Linked DNA regions of Homo sapiens: all the other regions are linked to region 3. Evidence: read pairs that join two places in POLR2A ChIA-PET (ENCODE). Cell type or tissue: CD4-positive, alpha-beta T cell. All regions are shown on one strand. Region 1 overlaps IL6R (interleukin 6 receptor). Region 2 overlaps NUP210L (nucleoporin 210 like). Region 3 has its middle 3.2 kb from the start of NUP210L.

What was found. ChIA-PET counts read pairs that join two places held together with the same protein. Peaks named below come from ENCODE experiments on the same cell type or tissue, not always from the same donor. Only the 100,000 strongest peaks of a DNase experiment are listed, where the experiment ranks them.
Region 1: POLR2A ChIA-PET joins it to region 3 with 6 read pairs; 1 of 35 experiments calls an interaction of 5 or more read pairs at or near these places.
Region 2: POLR2A ChIA-PET joins it to region 3 with 9 read pairs; 19 of 35 experiments call an interaction of 5 or more read pairs at or near these places.

Annotation. Positions count from the first base shown.
Region 1 is chr1:154,466,082-154,470,081 of GRCh38, reverse strand. IL6R (interleukin 6 receptor) reads right to left here. Exons shown (of 10, transcript NM_000565.4): 10 at 632-4,000. It also overlaps a transcript of SHE not described here. Among named protein-coding and RNA genes, the nearest start is that of TDRD10, 34 kb to the left of the region's middle. In CD4-positive, alpha-beta T cell, no CTCF peak of the experiment used is centred here; DNase peaks (open chromatin) are centred at 2,181, 2,681 and 2,991; H3K27ac peaks cover 2,319 bases.
Region 2 is chr1:153,993,310-153,997,309 of GRCh38, reverse strand. It overlaps NUP210L (nucleoporin 210 like), which reads left to right. Exons shown (of 40, transcript NM_207308.3): 38 at 2,130-2,234. It also overlaps the pseudogene RPL34P5. Among named protein-coding and RNA genes, the nearest start is that of RPS27, 4.5 kb to the right of the region's middle. In CD4-positive, alpha-beta T cell, no CTCF peak of the experiment used is centred here; no DNase peak of the experiment used is centred here.
Region 3 is chr1:154,156,247-154,160,246 of GRCh38, reverse strand. It overlaps a transcript of TPM3 not described here. Among named protein-coding and RNA genes, the nearest start is that of NUP210L, 3.2 kb to the right of the region's middle. In CD4-positive, alpha-beta T cell, no CTCF peak of the experiment used is centred here; a DNase peak (open chromatin) is centred at 2,346; H3K27ac peaks cover 3,504 bases.

The DNA.
Region 1 (4,000 bases), 310 kb before region 3:
AGGTGGGGGCCCAGAGGCGGCGCCTCTCAGTCCAGCTTTGAGTGGAGTTACATAATTTCCAGGCTTCCCTGCAGTTCTCGCCTCCCCATCCCTGAACTGTTTACACAGTAGCTCTCACCCACAAAGAGTCCGCATGATGGCTTTTCCTCTGTTTGGAAGATGTGGATGGCTGTGTCCCAAGTTTTTCCTACCTAAGATCCTTTTCAGTAGGGGATGGATTTGGTCTATCTGATGATCAAGAGTTCAGGGTGGCCTTTGTGATAGTGTTACACCCCCTCCCAGGTCCAATAAACAGTCTTCTGACAAATAATGGCCCTTCCTTTTCCTTCCCCACCTGTCCACCACCTGGTAATGTGATGTAAGCGTGGCAAAATCCCACACACCCCTTCCAGAAATCCCAGGACTCGTGTGGGAAATACTGTCATAATTAAAGCCTTCTGAGAAATTGCTGCTTCTTCCTTGAACTTACCTACTTTTGAGCGGTCCTTTAATCCTGCATTAAGGGGATACCCCCCCAAAAATGGTTCTACTTAATTATCCCCCCTTCCTCACTCCTTTCTCCTCATGAATCAGGCAAGCCTTTTTTTTTTAGATGACCCAGATGCCCAAAGCAATAATTACATTTCAAGGGTATTTTTTAAGAGTATTTATTCCAAACACAATGTTCACTTTAAATGCAAAATAGCTGGTAGAAAAAAAAACACTGAAAAATATACTGACCCTTTGCCCCATATACAGACATCAGCCTTTGGTATTTGCTTTCAGGTAATTAGGTAAAACAAACAAACAAAAACTTGAAACTATTATTTATCTCCAAGAAAACAACGTAGAGTTGAGGTATTCTATTTAACAGATGTGATCTCCATCCAATAAGGTCTCTCTGTTAATTAACAGCCTTGTGACATGCTGTTCCAATCCTTTCCTCCTAAAGTAGAATTTCATTTGAGCATATGTTCATAAAACTGACAGTGTTCCTTAATAATCACTAAGGTTGCCATAGAAACTCCCTGGTGCTGGTGCCCAGCCGCACGGAGGACAGGAGGCCTTCACAGGGCACTGAGGAGGGCCTGGCACGGACCCTGAACTGGCCCGCCTGCCCCTCCGTGTGCAGCCCCTGCCCACGGCTGCACGGGACAGCTGGGTGCAGGGCTCTTGCCTCAAAGGGTCACAGGTTGCCCCTGCATCTCCAAATTAAGACCACCAACTCCACCTGGAGCTGGTGTCAGCATCCTCCCCACCTGGGTTAGCCTTCTGGACGTGCTGTGAGATAATAGAGCTCAGCACCAAAGCAGCTGGGAAGACATTCCTGAACATTCTCCAGGAAACAAACCCATAGACCACAACATGCCCAGCCTGCCCCACTGGGCCCTGTTCACTACCAGGTGGGCTTCCAGCCTGGTTCCAGCAACAGATTCCACAACCTGCCGCGGCAACCAGTTTCCTTTCTCCCAAGACAGCAGGGAAGTGCCAGAGGCTCCGTGTGAACTCAGAGCCTGATAAAGAAAGCGTAAGGGCAAGTCCCCATCAGGGCCAAGAGCTCTCTGAGTTACCAAAGGCCTCGTCAACATAGCCAGTGCTACCCCTGGACACATTTCTTGAAAATATTTCATTAATGCTACAAACATTATTGATCATTTTACTTTAGGCCTTGAACCAGCATATTTTTTACTTTCCCCACCCAGCAGGATAAGCTGTCGTATTTAACCTAAATGGTCTCTGTCTCAGCGTTTCACGTCTGGCTGCGTGGCAGATGGCTACAGGTGTTAGGCAAATAACAGCACTGCTGGGGACTCAAGGCAGTGGGGGTGCTGCAGAAACACAGGTAGAAATGCCCCGTGCATTGAGACACATGTTCAGTCACCACAGATTAGAGAACATAGAGAGCTTAGGATGTATACCTGTGTACGCTGAGCCAGGCCTACAGCCCAGAGAAGACATTTTTTCTTCATTTACATTAGCTTATGAAAAATAAAGGGAAAACAACCCTCTTCAATACAAAAACAAAAAAACAAAACAAAGCAATTCCATTACAATAAAAATGAAAGCAATAACAATTTGGAGATCAAAGCTGCCTAGCTCTTGGCAATAATGAGCTATCTGGATTTCACATCTTCCGCTAGCATGGTTCTGCCCGGCTTTGGTAACACCACATGTGGGTAAAACGGTATAAAGAATTGAAGAACTGTGGGCACAGAATCACCCTTACTGCAGATTCTCATTCTTAATATTTCCCTTTAACAGCATTTTGCTGTTCTCAAGTCTCAGAAACTTTATGTGGTGGGATGGGAGGGAACCACCATAACCGCCTGCCTGCCTTTTTTTTTCTTAACTGTTATTGTTCATAATAGAGATGGTGTCTCACTATGTTACCCAGGTTGGTCTCAAACTCCTGAGCTCAAGCAATCCTCCCACCTTGGCCTCCCAAAGTGCTAGGATTACAGGCGTGAGCCACCGCGCCCGGCCATCCTGCCTTTTTGCCAACCTAAGATGAGTTGCCTCAAGCAGCAATAGGGTCTAAAATCTACAGACAAGCCCAGCAATGAAAATCACGGCTTACTGAAGACAGTAACAGCTTAAACCTGGAAAACCGTAAACAAAACATGGTCACTTTCATCCTTTCGCACCTGTCTGGTGATGGTGGTGGTTTTTCTAAGAGGGTAGAGTATTAGAAAAGTTTTGTGGTCTGGTAAATATTGGGTCCATGGTTACACGGCTGATTTAAATCATATCCCCACTCTGGAATACCCTGATAACTTGAGAGCTAACTGGGTAACCACTAACACCACTGAATTTTCAAAGCTCGGACAGAAAAGTCAGCTGAAGTGGTTAATCATGGTGTTACAACTAGACATTTAGTCCTGCTTCAATTCTTGCAGAGCTGAATCAACTCAAGGAACTAAATAAAAAGAGGAAGGCACCGAGGTAAGGGATTTTTTTTAAATGGGATTTTTTTAAAACCTCTTTGATAGCAGAAAGCTCAGGGCTTTCAGGGTGGGGAATTTCTAGGACCCTGCCGGGCAGTCGTGGGAGGCTTCCTTCTCGGCACTGGGACAGGGACCGGACACCCTCTCCATAACCACCTGGGGGAGTAGTCACACGCTGGTTTTTCCCTAGAGTAGAGAAGAGGCAGGCTATTTTTCCACTTTTTAAGACAAAAACAAAATACAGAATGAAACCACAATCTCTTCTCTAATAGGGAAAATATTTTTTCTTTTTCTTTTTCTTTTTTTGAGACAGGGTCTCACTTGCTCTGTCACCCAGGCTGGAGTGCAGTGGTGCAATCTCGGCTCACTGCAGCCTTGACCTCCCAGGCTCAAGAGATCCTCCCACCTCAGCCCCCCAAGTATCTGGGACTTCAGGCACACTCTACCACACTTGGCTAATTTTTATGCTTTTTGTAGAGATGGGGTTTTATCACATTGCCCAGGCTGATCTCAAACTTCTGGACTCAAGTGATCCTCCTGCCTCGACCTCCCGAAGTGCGTGGGCCACCATGCCTGGCAGGAAAATATTTTTTCTCTTCCTCCTTTTTCACTTGACTTGGTTTTGGGCTAAACAAAGTTATGGTGCTTCCCCCACACCTAAGTAAGTTACTTCTATGCTGACACAGCGAATATTGGATATTCCACCCTCTCAAGAGAAAACAGTCAGCAGTTTTTTAAAAACCAAGTTTAAACACATTCTTGCCAGGCTCATTTTTCTTTTCACATTGTCTTCCTTAATATTATCTTCCCTAGTTACCCAGGTTCAGCTGACAACAAACAAAGCTGCAGTAAAACCGTTTTGATCTCAGAAATGGCAGAAGCCCTCCCTGCTGCTAGCTCTCCTTTGTGGGAGGTGGAGAAGAGAGAACATTGGTTTTCAGAGGCTGTGATCCCCCACTCAGCTCCCACTCTACAGGGGATGGTAGAGACCCTGTGCCCCTCTCCTCTCCTTCCTCTGCTTCTCACCTGAGGTCCTGCAACCCAAAGCCAATGCAGTTGCCTCTGTATTCAGCAAA
Region 2 (4,000 bases), 160 kb after region 3:
GTTAAAGAAAAACATTTAAATTATTCAGGTGTTAAAAAAAAAAAAAAGGCCAGCGCGATGGCTCATGCCTGTAATCCCACCACTTTGGGAGGCCGAAGTGGTTGGATCACCTGAGGTGAGGAGTTCGAGACCATCCTGGCCAACATGGTGAAAACCCATCTCTACTAAAAATACAAAAATTATCTGGGCGTGGTGGCGGGCCCCTGTAATCCCAGTTACGCAGGATGCTGAGGCAGCAGAATTGCTTGAATCTGGGAGGCAGAGGTTGCGGTGAGCCGAGATCATGCCATTGCACTGCAGCCTGGGCAACAAGAGTGAAACTCCATCTCAAAAACAAAAAAAAAGTCGGACATGATGGTGTGCACCTGTAGTCCTAGTTACTTAGGAGGCTGCAGTAAGCCATGACTGCACCACTGCACTCCAGCCTGAGACCTTGTCTCAAAAAAAAAAAAAAAAAAAAAGGCAAGTCTACAGTTTTATTGAGGATAAGGTTAGATACAAATCAGAGTGCTCCCAAAAAATGACATCCTGAGTAGGACAAAGGTACTGTGGATTTAAGTGGTCACTGATGATCTTAAAAAAAAGTTTTGGCTGGGTGCAGCGGCTCATGCCTGTAATTCCAGCACTTTGGGAGGCCAAGGCGGGTGGATCACCTGAGGTCAGGAGTTTGAGGCCAGCCTGGCCAAAATGGTGACACTCATCCCTACTAAAAATACGAAAATTAGCCAGGCATGGTGGTGGGCACCTGTAATGCCAGCTACTAGGGAGGCTGAGACAAAAGAATTGCTTGAACCCAGGAGGCGGAGGTTGCAGGGAGTTGAGATGGTGCCACTGCACTCCAGCCTGGGCAACAGAGACTCCCTCTCAAAAAAATGAAAAGAAAATGTTTCAAGATAGAGATTACAATTATAAATGGAATCAGCATACTATCACAAGTTTAGTGAAGGGAAGCATGTTACCTGGGGTTAAAGTGCACGGGAAAGGTAAACAGCATGTTTTTGTTTGTTTTGTTTTGTTTGAAATAGAGTCTGGCTCTGTCACCCAGGCTGGAGTGCAGTGGAGAGATCTCGGTTCACTGCTAGCTCCGCCTCCCGGGTTCACGCCATTCTTCTGCCTCAGCCTCCCAAGTAGCTGGGACTACAGGTGCATGCCACCACACCCAGCTAATTTTTTCTATTTTTAGTAGAGACGGGGTTTCACCATGTTAGCCAGGATGGTCTTGATCTCCTGACCTTGTGATCCACCCGCCTTGGCCTCCCAAAATGCTGGGATTACAGGTGTGAGCCACCACGCCAGGCCGCATTTTTTTTTTAAGTCTCCTCATTTTTATTACTCAAAAGTTTCATTTTTTATTTAGCTGACTGTGCTTGTGCCTTCGACACTTTCACAACAATTTTCTGCTCCTCGATAAGGAGAGCACACTTGATCCAGTCACGAACACATTTAGCACACATGGAACCCGACATGTTGTTTTGGACAATCTCGTAAGAACTTCAGGTTTTACGGCACGAATCCCTTGAAGTCTGCCTGGGCACATGCCACATGCAGATTTTGGTGCTTTCCCATCCATCTTGGTATAAAGGTAAACAATTCTATTACCAAGGGTTTGGGACAGCCTAGTTTTGTTAGAGGCTGTATTGTAGGAAAGCCTACGTTGGTATGTCAAACGCTGGACCATTCTGAGTGCCTGCAGACAACGTCCCTGGAAGAGGAAGAAGTGGTAACCAGCATTTTAAAGTAGCAGAGGATTTAAAGCATCCTTTGAAATCTAAGAGGAAGAAATAACAAGCTCAAGAATTAGAGAGTTGTATTACTCTGGAGATAGGAAGAAGTCAAAAAGACGCGGTTGAGCCAAGTATAGTTCACATCTGAAGCTCTCTTCTCTCTTACTAAGAAGGCTGGGTTTTGAATACTTCTGGCAGATACTCTTATTACTATTTTTAGTCATAAGTTTTAAAATGCAGCATCTGCTGGAGGTTGCAGTGAGCTGAGATCGCACCACTGCCCTCCAGCCTGGGGGACAGAGTGAGAGTAAAACTCTGTCTCAAAAAAAATTAAATTTAAAAAATGCAGCATCTGCCCATGGTTGCTATTAACTATTATCTTGTTTTGTTATGGCCAATGTATAGATCACTGTGAAGATTCCGCCATCCTCAAGCGGTTCACTGGCTCTTACCAGATCCTGCTCTTGACCCTCTTTGCAGTGCTGGCATCAACAGCTTCCATCTTCCTAGGTAGAGTCCTTATATTCAATAACATAGACTTTGACATGAAAACTGCCTTTTTTTTTTTTTTTTTGAGATGGAGTTTAAGTCTGTCGCCCACGCTGGAGTGCAGTGGCGCAATCTTGGCTTACAGCAACCTCTGCCGCCCGAGTTCAAGCAATTCTCCTGCCTCAGCCTCCCGAGTAGCTGGGATTACAGGCGCCGGCCACTGCTCCCGACTAATTTTTGTATTTTTAGTAGAGACGGGGTTTCACCATCTTGGCCAGGCTGGTCTTGAACTCCTGACCTCGTGATCCACCCGCCTCGGCCTCCCAAAGTGCTGGGATTACAGGCGTGAGCCACCGCGCCCAGATGAAACTGCCTTATTTCACAAATAAGGATGAAAATTAGCCACTTATCACATATAATTTTAACAAACAGTGTAAACTAAGCCTTGCTAGTCCTAGTAACGTGGTGGATTAAAGGTCCCCCTCAGCCGGGCATGGTGGCTTATGCCTGTAATCCCAGCACTTTGGGAGGCCAAGGCGGGTGGGTCACCTAAGTTCAGGAGTTCGAGACCAGCCTGGCCAACATGGTGAAACTCCATCTCTACTAAAAATAACAAAAATTAGTCAGTGTGGTGGCACATGCCTGTAATCCCAGCTACTCGGGAGGCTGAGGCAGAAGTGCTTGAACCTGGGAGACACAGGTTGCAGTGAGCCAAGATCGTGCCACTGCACTTCAGCCTGGGTGACAGAGCAAGACTCCGTTTCAAAAAAAAAAGGTCCTCAACTTACTACCAAGAAGCAACAAACTGGATTTGGCAAACACACACCACTCAGAAGTGGAAACCACTACTAAATCTTGAGGTATAACAGCTACTTTTGCTGAAATTCATAGTTAGGGATAATTCAAGTAACAAAACAGACTGGGTGCAATGGCTCACACCTGTAATCCTAGCACTTTGGGAGGCCAAAGTGGGAGGATGGCTTGAGTCTAGGAATTTAAGACCAGCCTGGGCAACACAGAGAGACTCCATCTCTACAAAAAAACTTTAAAATTAGCTGGGTGTGGTGGTGGCACACATCTAGTCCCAGCTACTAGGGAAGCTGAGGCAGGATTTCTTGAGACAGGGAATTCAAGGTGGCAGTAAGCCATGATTGTGCCACTGTACTCCAGTGATACTGTGTGTCTAAAAAAAAATTTTTTTGAGATGGAGTCCCATTGTCACCCAGGCTGGTGTGAAGTGGTGCAATCTTGGCTCACTGCAACCTCCATCGCCCAGTTTCAAGCGATTCTCCTGCCTCAGCCTCTCGAGTAGCTGGAATTACAGACACCCGCCACCACACCTGTCTAATTTTTTATTTTTAGTGGCATGTTGGCCAGGCTGGTCTTGAATGCCTGACCTCAGGTGGTCTGCCCACCTAGGCCTCCCAAAGTGCTGGGATTACAGGCGTGAGCCACCACACACAGCCTAAAAAAAAAAAAATTAACACAACACTATTGTCTACTCCATTTCCCCACTTTTTTTTTTTTTTCTGAGACAGAGTCTGGCTCTATCGCCCAGGCTGGAGTGCAGTGGCACGATCTCAGCTCACTACAAGCTCCGCCTCCCAGGTTCACACCATTCTCCTGCCTCAGCCTCCTGAGTAGCTGGGACTACAGGCACCCGCCAACACGCCCAGCTAATTTTTTATATTTTTAGTAGAGACGGGGTTTCACTGTGTTAGCCAGGATGGTCTCAATCTCCTGACCTCGTGATCCGCCCACCTCAGCCTCCCAAAATGCTGCGATTA
Region 3 (4,000 bases):
AAACTTATTTGTGAATTTCAGAGGTTGATACTAGGAGTATACCAGGAAGAGTTTGGTTTTCCTGTCCCCAAAGTTGTATTATCCCTGTGCTAGTCAGATGTATTTGAATCTTCCATATCCCACTATCTCTTTAAAGTGTGCTTCAAATGGAAAATCCAGATAAACCTATTAGATTTGAGCACTTAGCTGCTTGTATCAGGAATGCTTGCTAAATTGTCCTTTAGCCTGATTTGTAAAAAAAAAAAAAAAAAAAAAGGAAATAACTTACTTAGTAGCTTAAATAAATATGGGATTTGTTTTTTAATCACATACATCTAGCCATGAGCAACTGTGGCCTGTTGTAGCTGGGCTTTCCATGATTCTCTTGGTCTTTTCTCTTAAGATTGAAATATGCAACTCTGGTCATCACATCCATGTTGAAGGCAAGAGGGAAAGCTAAAGTTTTCCCAGAAGCCCCCAGCAGACTATCTTTCTACATCTCATTGGTTAAAACTGGATCATATGATCACCCCTAGCTGCAAGGGAGGCTGAAAAACAACAGGATAGTCTTGAGTAGCTTATACCAGTAATTTGCCTTCCCTGGGACTAGGCACACTATTTGTTGACTCTTAACAGGTTTGGGGTTCTTTTAAAGAAGAAGAAGAAATTGAATATTTATTGGCTAGGCCACTGAAATGGGTCTATCACACAATATCTGTAACACAAAGCATTAGAAAGTATAGGAGTGAATGAGTGTGGGGATATTTCTCCCAGTATACTGTTTATAATGCTGTCTTGAATGCTTTCACAGAAAAATGTTCAGCTGTTCACTTCCATTCCTTTCAAACCCTGATTATTGTGAACACATTTCTTCGAAGCCAACTGTATTCCTTCCTTTGCCATTTCCCTTGTTTCAGTTTCTCAACCCAGGGAATAAATATTGTGAAGGAAGCATTTTTTCTCCCTCAAAATGTTGTCCTACCAACTTGTCAGTCTGAATTTCCTCTGTTGGTCTTTCCACCAACTGACTGACTCTTATTGCCCTCTATCTGAATCCTCCTTGCATCCACCCTGCCTTACAGATGCATGTTATATATACCAGCTAGTTGAAAGACTCATAATTTACTTCTGGTACTCTACTAACTTTCCCTTTTTCTCTTTCTCCTCCTCTTTTTCCTCTCCTTCTCTTGTGTTCCCCTCCTCTCCGTTGCTGCTGCAGAGCGTCTCTACAGCCAACTTGAGCGAAACCGCCTGCTTTCTAATGAGCTGAAGCTAACGCTGCATGATCTGTGTGACTGATGGGCAGGGCTCAATGATGCCCATTAAACTGAGCTTACTGCTCACACCACTGACCTGGACCCCAACAAAAAGCTGATTGTCTTTTTAAAAGTTATTATTTTGCCCTGAGCAAATTGCATTTTAATTGGGGCAGTTAGAATGTTGATTTCCTAACAGCATTGTGAAGTTGACCATTGTGAAGTTTCTGTCCCTTTAGAAGAGATTATGGGTGAAGAAGGGAGGGGCCTGAGAGATTATAGTGAGAAAACTTGCGAGAATTTTGTTTTCCACCCTTATTTGCTGCTCTTTCACTTGGGCACTGACTGTAGGATATGTTCCCTTGCATGGATGTTTTTAACAATAAAAGGACTGACTTGACAAGTTGTTGTAACTGCTTCATCGGCAGGCCCAGGAATGGGTCCTTCTGACTGGGTGGAAAAAAGGGAAGTGAAAGAAAAGTTGTGGGATATGAATATGGGTCTGTGTTGCCATCACCTTCTCTGAGTTGAAGATTTGAGTATTTTCCTCACCTCTTTAGAGCAGTCAGAGTGGTTTGCTTGCTAGACAGATTAGATTCTCCTTAATGTTCAGCTGCTGATTTTCTTTCTGACTTTTGCGTCCTTTTTCTGGTTTTATGTTAATTTCAAGTAACTGTCACAAGCTAGTTCTGTTCAATAGCTCTGCAGCAATCTCAAGGTTTGCTTACAACTACTTGTTTCAGTAGTATTCTTGGCTTTGTTTTCTTTAGAGATTATTTGACTTAACTGTGAGCGCCCTTTTATTTATCCCATCAGTTATTACTTTGGCCTCTACTTTTTCGAAAAAACATGTAGTGCATGAGGATCTTCCTGTGCTCTTTATAATCTGAGATTCTGATGTTTCTATTGTTTGCAATGTTCAAACTCCGGTGAGCCATTTCAAGAGGGTATTGTTATGTGGGCAAAACCTAGAAAAGTGGATGGCTGATGGTTAAGGCTTGCTCTTTCATTGACTGAAAGCTGAAAGTGTTGGTTGGGTGTGGGAGGGAGAGGAAATGGCTGATAAGGGCCCTAACTCCCTCACCCAGGAAGTGCAGCAACACCTACAACTTCAGTAGGCAAGCCAAAGGCCCTACAAAACTGGGTGATGTAATAGCTCACTTCTGTGGCTGAGAAGGCAGCTGCTTTATCAGTCTGCAGCTTCTCTGCAACAGGAGCAAGTCTCAAAGAGCGGGTAGACCTTGAAATTTACTTCTAGTTCTTGTAACTTCTCTCCTTTACCCCCATTAGATAAACTGAAATGCACCAAAGAGGAGCACCTCTGTACACAAAGGATGCTGGACCAGACCCTGCTTGACCTGAATGAGATGTAGAACGCCCCAGTCCCACCCTGCTGCTGCTCCTCCCTCTGACCCAGACTCCGCCTGAGGCCAGCCTGCGGGAAGCTGACCTTTAACTGAGGGCTGATCTTTAACTGGAAGGCTGCTTTCTCCTTTCACCACCCCCTCCTTCCCTGTGTCTTTTTCGCCAAACTGTCTCTGCCTCTTCCCGGAGAATCCAGCTGGGCTAGAGGCTGAGCACCTTTGGAAACAACATTTAAGGGAATGTGAGCACAATGCATAATGTCTTTAAAAAGCATGTTGTGATGTACACATTTTGTAATTACCTTTTTTGTTGTTTTGTAGCAACCATTTGTAAAACATTCCAAATAATTCCACAGTCCTGAAGCAGCAATCGAATCCCTTTCTCACTTTTGGAAGGTGACTTTTCACCTTAATGCATATTCCCCTCTCCATAGAGGAGAGGAAAAGGTGTAGGCCTGCCTTACCGAGAGCCAAACAGAGCCCAGGGAGACTCCGCTGTGGGAAACCTCATTGTTCTGTACAAAGTACTAGCTAAACCAGAAAGGTGATTCCAGGAGGAGTTAGCCAAACAACAACAAAAACAAAAAATGTGCTGTTCAAGTTTTCAGCTTTAAGATATCTTTGGATAATGTTATTTCTATTTTTTATTTTTTTCATTAGAAGTTACCAAATTAAGATGGTAAGACCTCTGAGACCAAAATTTTGTCCCATCTCTACCCCCTCACAACTGCTTACAGAATGGATCATGTCCCCCTTATGTTGAGGTGACCACTTAATTGCTTTCCTGCCTCCTTGAAAGAAAGAAAGAAAGAAGACTGTGTTTTTGCCACTGATTTAGCCATGTGAAACTCATCTCATTACCCTTTTCTGGGTTTGAAGCTGCTGTCTCTAGAAGTGCCATCTCAATTGTGCTTTGTATCAGTCAGTGCTGGAGAAATCTTGAATAGCTTATGTACAAAACTTTTTAAATTTTATATTATTTTGAAACTTTGCTTTGGGTTTGTGGCACCCTGGCCACCCCATCTGGCTGTGACAGCCTCTGCAGTCCGTGGGCTGGCAGTTTGTTGATCTTTTAAGTTTCCTTCCCTACCCAGTCCCCATTTTCTGGTAAGGTTTCTAGGAGGTCTGTTAGGTGTACATCCTGCAGCTTATTGGCTTAAAATGTACTCTCCTTTTATGTGGTCTCTTTGGGGCCGATTGGGAGAAAGAGAAATCAATAGTGCAACTGTTTTGATACTGAATATTGACAAGTGTCTTTTTGAAATAAAGAACCAGTCCCTCCAACCCTCAGACCTATTTGACTTTTATTTATTAAAACTAAATGTGCTTTCTCCACAGAAGCTATGAGGTTTGGGTTAAAAATAGCATCTTTGTGGGTGGTAGCAACAGGATTTATTCTTT